Regions from separate parts of the Homo sapiens genome. Here region 2 is linked to region 1. Evidence: read pairs that join two places in POLR2A ChIA-PET (ENCODE). Cell type or tissue: MCF 10A. All regions are shown on one strand. Each heading gives the region's core, and the rest is flanking DNA. Links, peaks and the distances in the headings are about the cores only.

Region 1 (10,500 bases), core at 4,155-6,654:
AACAGGCGGCCCCCGGCCGGCCGCGCCGCGCCCCCCGCGCGCCCCCTCTCCCGCCGCCTGCACGCGCACACACGCACACACCCTCGGGCGCCTTGGACGGGGTGCGCTGGGGAGCCAGAAGTTCGGAGCGAGCGCGGGCGGGCAGAGCCGCCGCCTCGGAGCCCGGAGCCGGCCTGCACCCCCCTGCTTTCGCCGCCGCCCCCCGGCGCCGGGTACCCCCGAGGCCGGCCCGGGTCTGCGCAGACTTGTGCCGCTGGCGGGGGGTTCGCTCCTTCTTCTCAAAGATGAAAAAGGGCACGGTCGTCTTTGCCGCTTCTCCAGGACTGTTGCTGCCGCTGCCGCCGCCGCTTCATTGCACATTCAAGTGGAAAATTTTCAGGAGTCAGCAGAAACATTGTGTCCAAAAAAGACTGAGTCGCAGTTACCACCAAACCCAGGAGGAGACTCTCCCTGGAAAACTTCCCTTCCCTTTCGGTAGGAAATACTGGGGGATTTGTTTGTTGATTGGAAGAGAAATGATCCCCGGGGGGGAGAAAATCTGGGTACACTTCTAGTCTTTGTTCGTAACAGCAACACTTGTTTTCAAAAGTCCAGAGTCCCGCTTTAAAGAAAGTTTAACTTCTGTGACTTTTCTTCTTTTTAAAAAAATAACTTTTGTATTTTTAAAAAATCAAAGCAATATTTTTAATGAGTCGAAAACAATGAGGACTCACACCTCCCCTCTCATGAAAATAAATGAAATCCAGATCAGAATTTTCTTTGCTTTTAAATTGCCTTTTTTAAAAGATTTATTTAAAGTTGGATAGTGTCACTATATAAAAATATTTATGAAACAATGAAATACCAGCCACCAGCGTTTCTCAGGAGGCTTGTTAACTTCTTAGAAGCAAGTGGCTTCCTGTGATTTGCAGAAATGAAAATTGACCTCAGTGAGCCCTGGAAACTTAGAGACAGATGATGTTCCAGGAGCAGGGAATGTAAAAAGGCCATGTTTAAAAACAGTGCGTTGGAAGGAGCCCAGGTCTTGGGATAGAAAGGTCTGTTAAGCCTGCCACATTTCAAAATAGTAAAAAGAAATACTAAAAACACTACACGTATTGCAAAGGAGCAGAACCTTATCAGTTCACAACAACCACAGATTTCTTTCTCCCCGCTTTCCACCTTGGTTGTTTTTGGAAGTTCAGGTGGTCTGATGGCTTGGGGTGCGCTGGTTGCCTGCAATGGTTACCTGAGTAGACATATCCCTCCCTTCAGGGAGATGTGATCCACTGTGTAGTCACAGCCGGGAGTGGGCTCCTTTCTCTGCAGGCTGCAGTGAATCTTGCTGGTCTTCTACGGATAGGGGCTTCTCTGAGGCACAGATTGGGGAACAGTCTTCAGGCTACGCCCGGTGCTTCACCCTTTCACTGTTGGGTTTGTGCCCCGCTTCTGTAAACAGCAGGGTCTTCGGGTCCAAGCATATCTGAATGCTTACAAGGACTAGACTTAAATCCAACTTCCTTAGGAATCTTTTCCTCTTTAGAAGGAAATAGTAGAACTAATTACAAAGTGACTCAGGAAAGACAAATGGATTCGTTGAACCTTTTGTCAGTAGTGAGGTTTTGAATTGTTGAATTTTTGGGGAAAGGCTTATTTTTCTAATCTCACTGTTTCCATAAATGGTCACAGATATTTTTCTTTAGTGTTTCTTTGTGCAACTCTATGTTGAACTCTCAGGTTTCAGGTTTTAAACAGTTAACAATTCTTTTATTTATTGTTGGTATAAAAAATGAACTGATGATAAGCTATATCCATTACGGGTTCTTGCTGATGGTATCAAAATGCCAAGGTAGACTATTTTATTTTTACTTTAATGGTAAATATTATTTGATCTGCAGTTTTAGGGGAATATTAGAACTTTTTTTTTTAAAAACGAGCTTGAAACAAAACCAGTATGACACTTTGCTTTGACAATATGGGTAAAGAAAATTATAGGGAAGAATCTGTAAATTCCTCCTCTGTGTGATCCTTTATAAAGTAATGAACTGCGGGGAACATGCCTGAGAGAGATTATTGGAGGGTTGGAGGGTTTTTTTTCTTTTCTTTTCCCAAAACAAAAACCAGGACTCACCATGACATATACTTAATTAAATTTAATTTAAAGGGGGAGGACATCCCAATTTAGTTTGAGCCAGACTGATAGGAATTTCTCACTGAGAGGCTTTTCCTTGCCTTGTGGTACAATGTGTGCCCAGGCCCCAGCAGCAAACTAATTACACATAAGGGCGGGTTTGGGAGGGCAGCCTGGGGGGAGTCGGCTTCCTCCTCCCTTTCCCATTTCCTCTCTCCCCCCACTTACTTTATACAGCAGGAATTATATATTAGTATACTCACTTGGGAGACTGGAGTCCCCTTTTATTTAGAAAAAGGAACAAATAAGTCATAAGGAAAAAAATGTTCGAGTTTTTTTCCCTGCTTGAGCTTCAGCAGTTTATAAACAATTTTGTGTTTTGTTGGTTCTTAGAATACAGAGCAACAATTATGAGGGCATTTCTTAACGGGAACGTTTGGGAAGAATATACTTTTATCATCGGTGTTTAGATCATATTTGTCCTTACATTTTCAGCAGAAAAGTATATAATACGAACAGTTTAAAGCATGTAGATCCCAAATATTAAATAGACTTTTGAAGAAATGAGCTGTGACATTAACAATATTTTAAGGTTGGTTGCTTCAGAAATGGATTGATCTCTCATACGTGGTGGTCATACAAGAGCCTGGGCATTTGTGGGATTACTTTTCTCTCTAATCTCATGTGTTATGTGTTAATTGTGAGCATAATTATGCTGCCTGCAAATGAAAATTGTGTCTTATCACTCAAGGTTGGTGCAAATAACTGTATGTATGATCTGGTGGACTTAAAAATGACCATATTCACATACAGACAGTAGGTGGATAACACTTTTAAGCTCCATTTTAGGCACTTGTACCCAGTAGAGAGATTGTGAAAGGGAAAATAAATAAATATGAAAGCTGTGTTTAGAGGTCGAATCTGTTTAGTGGTAAAACTTTAGGGTCTGTTTTCTCCAAAGACTGAAGAATGTGGCCAAAAGAAGTGTCCAGATTTCTCTGTAGAACTGCAAGAAAATGCAAGCCAACCTTGTTAAATGCGAGCGTTACAGCTGCCCCTTTGGAGTTTAGTGACTGGAACTGCAAACTGCTAATGTCCAACTTTTGGACTCAGCCAGAAAAATATATTGTAAGCTTATTCCCCTTTGACAAACCTAGGCTGTGCTGCTGCTGGGCTGCTTGGGGACAGATTGATGGCTGGCACAATCTTTTATAGCTGCATGGTGCTTTTTCTTATTTTATAATAAGGCATAGATTACCTTGTGGTATTTAAGTTGCATCTAGAGTTGTGTTTGAACCACATCAGTGATACATTTTATTCTTTCATATTCATAAAAGTGATAAAATCAGGTAATTCAGGTCCATCCTACGCACTTCATATTCATGGTTGAGCTTTTTGACAGACACCTTATTTAGACCTTGTTGTATTGCAATTACTTTGTACCTCTGAAATCAGGGAAGTTCTGGGGCTTCCCTCTTCTTGGGATAGTTTGTGGAGTGCTAGTATATTTGGATCTAAATACTTGGAGTGTTTTTCTGTGGGTTTTTATTTTTTGTTTCAAAGCTGTGAACTCTTGAGTGTCCTCAATCTGTAAGATTCTCATTATGAGCTTCGTGGTCCATATTTGAATTTGGAATTGAAATTTGACCATTTTTTCAAATACATTCCAGTTTTGTAGTGGTACAGAATAGGGTAGCTTTGAAATATGTGTTTTATTTTAGTCAAAGTAAAAATGGGATGCCCTGGTGGGTGGGTTTTCAGGATGATGTTTCTTACAAGGGTAGGTTACTCTTAGCTTTTAAATTCTCCTTTGGTCCACTGATTTTTTGCATAGTTGAGAGGATTCTCAAAAAAATAGTTTCCAATAGTCCGGGAGTCTTGGCTAACTGTGAAACTCACTCGTTTCCTCTTCTTGATTGGATAATGGTAGTAGTGGTGGTGGTGGTGGGGAGTAGGGGGAAGGTCCTCGTAAAAACCTATCTTTTTTCTACCTTTGTGGCAGGCCAAGGGAAGGGTGTGTTACATGCACTACACCCACCCCGCCTTGTTTAAAACTGGTCTTTACTATCCTAATGCAATGCTTTCTATCCTTTTTCGTGATTCACATTTGTTTTGAAGGCTCTGTCCTAGGATTTCATTAGCAGTTTTAATTTGCAGGCATGGGACCCTGGAAAATGGGCTTAAAAGAAAAAGCTGGCTTATTGATGAACAAGTTAAGCATCCGTCATCTCTAATGGGAAATTCTGGTTGCTTTTAGGCATCTGACAGGTTTAGATGTATGTGTAAAGTGACTGAAACACTCTTGACTGGGAATATACAACACTGTTGTTCTTACTGATACATAAACTGAAAAACTGCTGCTAATGGTGGGAAATGTTAATTATGTGAGAACATATTGAACTTATATTCTCTGGCATGAACTTTTTTAAAAAAATGCATCAACTGTGCTGCTTTTTTTTTTAATAGGCACAGCTTTCTAATTATCATAATTCAGTTCAGCTCTGCTCTTGGATGGTGTTCAAGTGCAATCTCAATTTAACTTGAAAGGGGATTTTTTTTTTTAAACTTGGAATGTTTAAGAAAATTTGAAAAGTTCATCCAAGAATGTTGTCTGCTTAGGTGTGAGTAAATCTAGGGGAATGAAATGAGTGCCTTTCTGTAATAATTCAATAGATCCGAATATTAAGAAAGAGACTGTTTTTTTGCTTTGCTCTGTATCCAAGCATTTTTGTATAACCTGATGCTACACACTGCTGAGTTCTCTTTGAAAACCAGTGTTTTTCTAATAGATAGTAAACTAAATAAATGAATATTTTATTACCATCTGCAAAAATGGGAGTCTTCTAAGAGAGAAATACGCAATTGTTATGAATGTATTTGACAGAAATCATTGTTAATCTTTTATACCAACCAAGCCTTTAGAAGGTAATTGCTTTATCTGTTCCTTCTTTACTCTGTGACTTGATGGCATTTTGTGAAGGGAGTCGTCTTTGACGGCTTTCATCCCAGTGTCTGTATCCCTTAATTTTTCTTTGACTTTAATAGCTTTTCAAAGAAAAAAACTAAATGAAGCCCAAGCGCCTAATCCTCCAGGAATCAATTTTAATTGTAAGAAAGAACAACTTAGATGGGCCTTCCGACTTTCGTCCAGCCTGACTCCTTCTGCTGAGATGCGGAGAGCCCGCGGAAACCAAATGACTTCATTTGCTCTGGCACTTAAGAACCGAATTCACTTCCGTGGTGGTGAAATAAAAGGAGCCAAGTGTTTTAAATAGCCACTCCCCGAGGCCCGCCCGCCCGAGCCTGTTGAGAAAAGCGCATTGTCTGCTTGCAGCTCTAGCTGGGAGCCTGCCTGGCTCGCCCTCCCCCACTGGGCAGCTCCATTTCTGAAGTTGACATCTGGTTTTCTCTCTGTTCACCTGATCTATCCCCGTACACGTGCTCACATGCAGACTGCATGCATGCATTCTGCAGGTAACAGGGATTTGTGACATTAAGTGTGTGTGTGTTTCAAATCCCTACTGGGATAGGGGGAGGAACAAAGCTAATGGCACAAAATAAAATGTAAACACAGTAGCTGCCCCACATGCCGCCGCTGCTGGGTTTCTGTCTGATGGTGCTTTCTGGGTAGGCGTGCCTATTGTTATGGCAGCAACAGGCGGCAGAACTTGGGGCACCATATGGCGGATGTGGGCCTCAGATAAGCTGTCTGGTAATTTAGCTTATCAATAGCATTTTGATATGCTTCATTTTCAGATCACCCATTACTGTGGCTGGGGGTGTCTTGGGGGCTAACTGATTCTGAAACCATTGTGAGCCGATGCTTCCTTTGGTGGAATCTCTTTCAATCCTTTCTCCCTGGCTGCCTTTTCATCTCAAAGCCTTTGAGAGACAATGCTGGTTAGAGTTAGAGCTCCATTAGCTGAAGGAACCATCAGCCCCATCTTGAAATCCTGGGCACTTAGAAGACCTTGTCATGTATTGTCATTGAGAGAAAAACAGAAAACAGATACTTAATAGCATTTCATATTGTCTGAGCCGAGAAATTCTCTTAATTCAAAGTTGCTTTTGCTTTAAATATTGAAGGAGTAAGTTTGATACTGTTTTTAAATTTTGATGAAAGGTTTCTAGTTTTGTTATGCATTCAGAATACCTCCCTCATTTCCTTTCATCTTTAAATTTTACCTTAGCCGTAAAATGCAAAAATTATTACCATTTATATAATTTGAAATCAGGGAATGTGCCATTTGTAATTTGGAGGCAAGAAGCAGCTTCCTTCATGCTTAGAACTTGTGAAAGTGGAAAATGCTTCCAGAACACCACTCAAGTGTCCAGTGAAGCTGAAGCAAAACTAAAATCTCCCCTACTGATGGATTGGTAGGGGAACTCTTGCCTCAGCTGGAGCCAGCTTAGGGAATCTGCACTTAGTAGGTGGCTCAGTGGAAGTCTGATGGTGTGCATGACCATGTGCTCATCACCCATGTGACCCTCATTCACCAAATACTTGTGTCTCTGATATGTGGCAGGCATGGGGGAAGCTAGGGCGAGGCTGTCTGCCCCGCTCCTGTCTCCCGCTGCCTGCGTGTTCTCACTCACCTTTCCAGGCCCTGCACCTTTTCTCACATTTTGCCTTTTGGGTTTGTCATTCAGGGCACATAGATCCATTTACATGGCTAACTCAGGATGGTTCTGACTGAAACCCAGGTCAGCCTCTTTCTGTTCCTGCTCCAGGAAGCTCCTGCCACATCAGTGGTTCCCACCTTAGCATGTGCACTGCAGCCTCCATGGAGCTTTTACAGCCTGGGCACCACCTGTGTAGGCTTAGGTGCGTTGTGGTAGGTGCAGTGTGTCTGTATTTCTGAAAGGCCCCATCATAACATCCGCTCCTGGCTGGGAACCATTGATCTAGATATTCTAATTTTTGTCTGCAGATAGAATCAGGTTAAATTTGGCCACTTCAAATTCTGAATGTGATTTTCTTCCCTCAATATTTGTGAGGCAGTGTACCTAGGAACATAGGCTGAATCTTTATGGAATTCACTAAGATGTTCTTCATTGGTTTTAAAGATAAGCCTGCACAAAACTAAGGTCTCACCTTTCGATCCAGGGGAAGCAATAAAATGAACCAGAACCACCTTCTCTGCTCGGCATTCATTTACCTCGTGGGAGTGTAGCAGTTGTTTCCAGATGTGATTGTAGAGGTGTGTGTCACGGTTACTGGTGAGGGGCTTGAGAATGGAGTTCTGTCTGGCTGCTTATAGAGGTTTTGCTTTCTGAGTAGCAGGGATGCTCCTAGAGGTCGTTGGGTGGTATGCCTGGTGTTGGGAAATGAGGGGTAGGAAGGGTAATCCTGACGGCTTTCTGGAGATGAACTGTGGATAAACCACCCTGTTGTTCATTTTTTCCTTCCTTGTCTCTTCCCTTCACCTTGGGCACTTTGAAATCCAGATGCTCCTGGTTTTCACGGAGCTACTGCTTGCCACTGAGCGTTTAAACATTTATGGGTGCTACTGTGTGCCAGGGATTTAGTAATTAGGAAAAGGTGGCTAATGAACAGCGATCAGTAAAACTCCCCTGCCCGGCAGAGTTTACAGATTAGCAAGGAAAACAGGCATGTACAGAGGTCATGGCAATCCAGTGGGAAAGTTGTGTGTATGGTATTTCGTGAGTTCCAAGGTAACACATTTTTAACATGCTTGAACATTTTTGAAATTGGGATGTGTTTGACAATCATGGCTGGCCAGGTGGTGGTAATGACCCTTGATGTTGCATGCGCTCACCAAAGCCTGTGGAGTGAATGCAGCGGAGAGGAAAAAAATCCCAGAGTCAGTAGTGAGCATTCCTAAGAATACTCTTGTTGTTACAGAGGGTGGTAGTGTATGGACACTGATCACTCTGAGAAGTTACTTTAGCTTATGTTACCCGATTTATTTAGCTTGTATTTTCCTTTTTATGTAGGCATAAGATTGATAGAGAGTAAAAAGTTTCAATATGTATAAAATAATATTTCTAAGTGATAAGCATTGTGACATCATTTGTTTCACAGTAGTACGTCTGAAATAAAATCCTGCTGCATCTTATCGGCAGTCATGTCTTAGGGTTAGTGAAATGTTGAAACAACACGTTTGCATCTCTAGTCCTAAGGATCTGGGAGGTTATACATTGTGGATGGGTGTTGCCTTGAGGGTTGCTTTGAGGGAGTGGGGTTTTTTACACGTTTATATTTTTTAGGAGCATGGATTTCCTTATGTAACATCAGAATAAAGGGGAAACACACTCACTGGGGTAAGCCCTCATGATACATCCGAAGAGCTGTGTTGCCCTGTGGTAGGAACTGAGGAGGGCTTTGCGGAGGAAGTGATGTTGGAGTTGGGCTTTGAAGGAACAGGGGGATTTTTTCCAGATGCCATTTTGGGGGGTGAGTTGGGAGTAGGTTGTTAGAAAATAAACAAACCTTGTGAAATATTCTCCTGAGTAATGAACTTAACCCTCGCATATCGATACGGTTTGTTGCCAGTAATGGGCTACTACAGATTTGAAACTTGGCTGTGAGGAATTAATTGAAAGGAGTAGGAGGGGGGAACTGATTGACATGAACAGTGGGCTGTTTCCTGATTTTGGTTTGGAAAAAGGATAATGTGGGTTCAAAATCACAGATTTGGAATTGGACACACGTTGGCTCAGCTACTTGCTAGTGTGGCCTTGCACAAATTACTTGTTCTCTGCAAGCCTCGGTGTCCCCATCTATAAATTTCAGTTGTGCCCACTATATACCAGACACATGGTGTGGTGAATGCTCAGTAAATAGCAACTTCAAATGTCATGTTGCATAATAGATCTTTAAGGATTTTCTGCCAAGTCACCCTGGACAGTGACCCTTGAGGAACACCCAAGGCTGAGGCATTTACTTAGAATCTGAGCCGGATTCCTGGTCTCAGGCAAACAGATAGAAATCTAGGAGAGGCTGAGGCAAGCCCATAAAGCCCTTGACCATTAATCGCTTTGAACCACACGTCCCTTATTCATAAAGTGGAGGAAATCCATCAGTAAATACGTAATATTTGAGGTCATTCCTTACCCAGTATGAATTAAATGGAAATGCTTCAAAAACTGGATAGCATGGTGCAACTTCATCTGTCTAAAAGAAAACCTTTTCCTTAGCTTCTTGCTTGAAAGCCACACTCCTAACATTGGGGTTGGGTTGTAAAAGTTCTTTTGTAAGTGGTTGAATGGAACTCATCTTTTCATAGCAAAACAATGCTTAGGGTCTTCGGCCTTCTTGTAAAACCATTGCATAATCCCCCCTGGGGTGCAGAGGGCATTCAGCTTCAGGTGCGGAGAAGAAAGGTACTTTTGCTGCCCTCATTGCACCTCTTAATACCTGCTTTGGGCTAGCTGCTTAGCTTCTCTGTGCCCGCAGTTTCCCCATCTGGAAAATGGGGATGATGTTATCTACTTGGAAGAGTTGGAGTAAAGTTTAGATTAGGTAAGTGCTGGCTCGGTAGGCTAGAGCTGTAGGTGTGGCTGCTGTTAAAACCTAGGCCATTTGTTTCTCTCAGTACTGCAAGCTCCAGAGATAAATCTTTGCCCCTCTCCTAAGACTCGCTTCCTCTGGGCCTTAAATGTCACTCAAATAATAATTCACACTCATGTGAATGAATGGTTGCCCATCTCTTTAGCCAGTGTATTTGCATGTTTAAGAGGATGGTTGTGAATTCCAGTGCCTAACTCCAGGTACTTCCTGGGTAGATGAGCTGAGTTCCTTCTGGAAGCTGGTGATAGAACCTTGTGTTTTCGAAGTCAGCTGGCTTAAGCTGGTCCTGCTCTGCTCACATTCCCAGCTACACTTCTGGGTGTGTCAATGTCCCTGTGTTTTTAGATCTGGGCCACTCCTGGTGACTGGTCTGAGCAGTTAAGATTGCTTTGTGTGAGCCTGGGCCAGGGACCACCTGCATTTTATTGACATCTTTTCCTTTTGTCTCTTAAGCAGTGTATAGACATGTGTGCTAATTAATCTGGTTTCCCAGTTCTTTAAAAAAATTAAAATGAAGACTTATTGAGGGAGGAGAGTAGTCTGGTTGAGGAGAGAGACTTAGATTCAGGCAGGCTGACAGTGGATGAGGGGAGAAAATATATTTAAAAGCACTTATTCACAACCCTGGGAGTCTACTAAAATTACTGAATTACATACTTCAAAAGGGTGAACTTTATGGTATGTGAATCATATCTCATAAAGAAATAAAACCCTGGATCTAGTCACCACACAGAACAGCATCTTGTCATGCTCACCATGGTATCCCCAGCACTCTGGCTGTCATGTTTTTCGGTGATCGAGTGATTAAAAACTGATAATCAGACCTAATAAGAAGAGTTTCTACCAGTTGGTTTTA
Region 2 (2,500 bases), core at 1-2,500, 250 kb before region 1:
CATTCACCAATGGCATGAGCACCTTCTTTGCTGATCGTATAACAGTTTTAAATACTGGAAGAATATTTTCCTTTTTTTAATGTTATTCATGATATAATGACTACAGACACTTTTAAATTTTACAGACTCCCTTTAAGTTTAATCTGCATCATTGACATTCCTTCATCATTTTCTTAAGTCTAGATAATCAACAGAATGAGAAATCAAACCCTGATTTGCAATGTTGGTTGATTTCCAAGAAGTAAATACCCCCACTAGGGCCAATTTTGTGGTATCCCTGAACATGGAATTGGGAAGAGCAGCACACCATTGTGTAGTAGTACTTCTGCCATATAGATGCAGAACATCATCTCAAGAACGTAGATCATCAATATAAGTGATGAGTTGTGAGTATTACCTTTCTCAGTATAATTTACTTAATTGCAACTTTGTATTTTAAATTTTAATAATAACTGTATTTAACAACTGGCTCCCTGAATCCCTGAAAATTTAACATTTGAGAGCTGGTAGGAGCCAGTTCCAACACACCCATTGCCCTCTTTCCTAACGAGGGTAAAAGTCTCCTCTTTGGGTGAGTGAGTACCTTTCGTCACCTTGCCCCTCCTGGACACACAGGTCTTTGTTGCTCACACTGCCTCCAGCAGAAAACCCACACACAGAGGCTCCTTTCTTTCCTGAATCTCATACCAAGATGCTGTGGGGGGTTTGACATGGATCTTGCCTAAGCCTTATTACTCACATGAATCATGACGTTTAATGCATTTACTAAGACCTTTCCATCTCACCCTTATTTTCCCTTATATCTTAAAAAAAGGAATAAGAAAGAGGGCCCATGCCTGGCTATAATAGAGGATAGTTATAGACATATCACTTGGGCAGCTGTCAAATTAGTTACTCTAAAGTGTTCAAAAGTTCCCTCCTGATCTCACCTCCTAAAAGAAATCCAAACGTGCTTGACAGGGCGGAGAAGTCTAGGACTTTCTTTTCCCTCAACCATGCCACAACAACAAAGAGACACGATTCCTAATCGCAAAAGCACAAGCTTTTGTTTGTGCTAACCAGCAAAGCAAATGTTCGAGAAATTTGACAAAAACAAGCTCCTCCTGGCTCCACCCTCAGCCTTATTTTCCTTTCTTAAGCAATATCCCTTTCACACAGATGTGGACAGAGTGCCAACTGGAAGGCGGGAATAACCTGTCTGCCCCTGCTCCCAGGGCTGACTCACAGCAGTTTATTTTAGCAGTGGTTGATAAATAGCTGATCCCCCAATACCCCTGCCAGTGTTTCCCATCCTGTGTAGGCAGCCTTGTCCCCACTGGGGCCTGCCAGACCCTCCCATAATCTAGCAACAGCAAGTGCTTCCAGACCCTGCTGTGGTATCAGACTGGATAGTGCCTGGATGTTACGCATTGTTACATATCTGTCACCCCTGCGTCCATTCTTTCAATCTTGGCCTTGAGCCACTTAACACCCTGTGCATTCAGCCCCTGCCTGCAATCCAAACCAGGAGGCTCAGGCCCACCACGTGGCTGTGGGACCCATCTGATTTTTGGTTTTTCAATAGAGAAGAACTTAGCAGCTTAGAATGAGGCAAGAGTCTGCAGAACCCAAGGCCCCTTCTCTGAAGTTCTTGCCCCACATTTTCAGTCCTGACATGTTCCCAGATGGCTTCACTCATTCATTCCCACACCCTAGGTCTTTTAAATGGGTTAAAGGACCTGTGTGCTCTCACCTGACCTGAAAGGCCACCTGTCCCATGCTAGGGCCTAACCATCTATTGGACCATCTAAATGCAGACCCTGTGCTCAGCTGGGCCTTATGCCTGTATCTGCATGGCCCTGAGGCCAGTGCCACCATGGGCCCCCCACTCCCTGCCAACTTCCTTCACTCATGTTACTCTTTTTGCCACCATCAACACTTAGCCACACTGCCTTGCTTGCCCTTTGGGACTTTTTTCTCATCTCGTTCTGTGGCTTCTAAATCTAAGCAACCATTTGAATCTAGCAGTTGTTGGAAATTCCCAACTTTCTTACTCTGGCTGCAGCCTTGGTCCTCACAGAGGTGAGGATACTAGTTTACACTGGGGTTGCTTGTCCATTGAATCAGAATCATAAACGAAATGAAACTCCTTTCTCCAAAAGGGAAGAGCTCTGCAAAGGAGCTATAATATGCCCAATATCTGATTATAAAATCAAAATAAAATTCTTTTTACAATTAACGTAAAATTTTTCCTACTTTGCTTTGGGTTGGGAAATTACTACTATAGTTGAGTAGTGACTCTTTTTTCCTCATTTTCTTTCTCACCTGTCTCTTGAAAAATATTGCTCACACATGTTAAAGAATTTATATTAAAAGTGAATTCCAATAAAAGGCCTATTAAATTAGCCTGATTCATTAACTCTTTTTGAAAATAATGTGCATGTTTAGGACAGTAGTATCTTTCAGTTTTTATTTCATGAGATAAATGTGTTGGGAAATGGAGAGAGTACAAATAGATGTG

Evidence for each region. Peaks named below come from ENCODE experiments on the same cell type or tissue, not always from the same donor. Only the 100,000 strongest peaks of a DNase experiment are listed, where the experiment ranks them.
Region 2: POLR2A ChIA-PET joins it to region 1 with 13 read pairs; 1 of 35 experiments calls an interaction of 5 or more read pairs at or near these places.

What each region holds. Positions count from the first base shown.
Region 1 is chr11:12,675,088-12,685,587 of GRCh38, forward strand. TEAD1 (TEA domain transcription factor 1) reads left to right here. Exons shown (of 13, transcript NM_021961.6): 2 at 322-474. Among named protein-coding and RNA genes, the nearest start is that of TEAD1, 5.9 kb to the left of the region's middle. RefSeq lists enhancers at 161-975, 5,108-5,667, 5,231-5,948, 5,635-5,929, 5,949-6,666 and 3 more. In MCF 10A, for the core only: no CTCF peak of the experiment used is centred there; a DNase peak (open chromatin) is centred at 5,374.
Region 2 is chr11:12,429,887-12,432,386 of GRCh38, forward strand. The region is part of intron 1 of PARVA (parvin alpha); the gene reads left to right. Among named protein-coding and RNA genes, the nearest start is that of PARVA, 54 kb to the left of the region's middle. In MCF 10A, for the core only: no CTCF peak of the experiment used is centred there; DNase peaks (open chromatin) are centred at 645 and 1,175.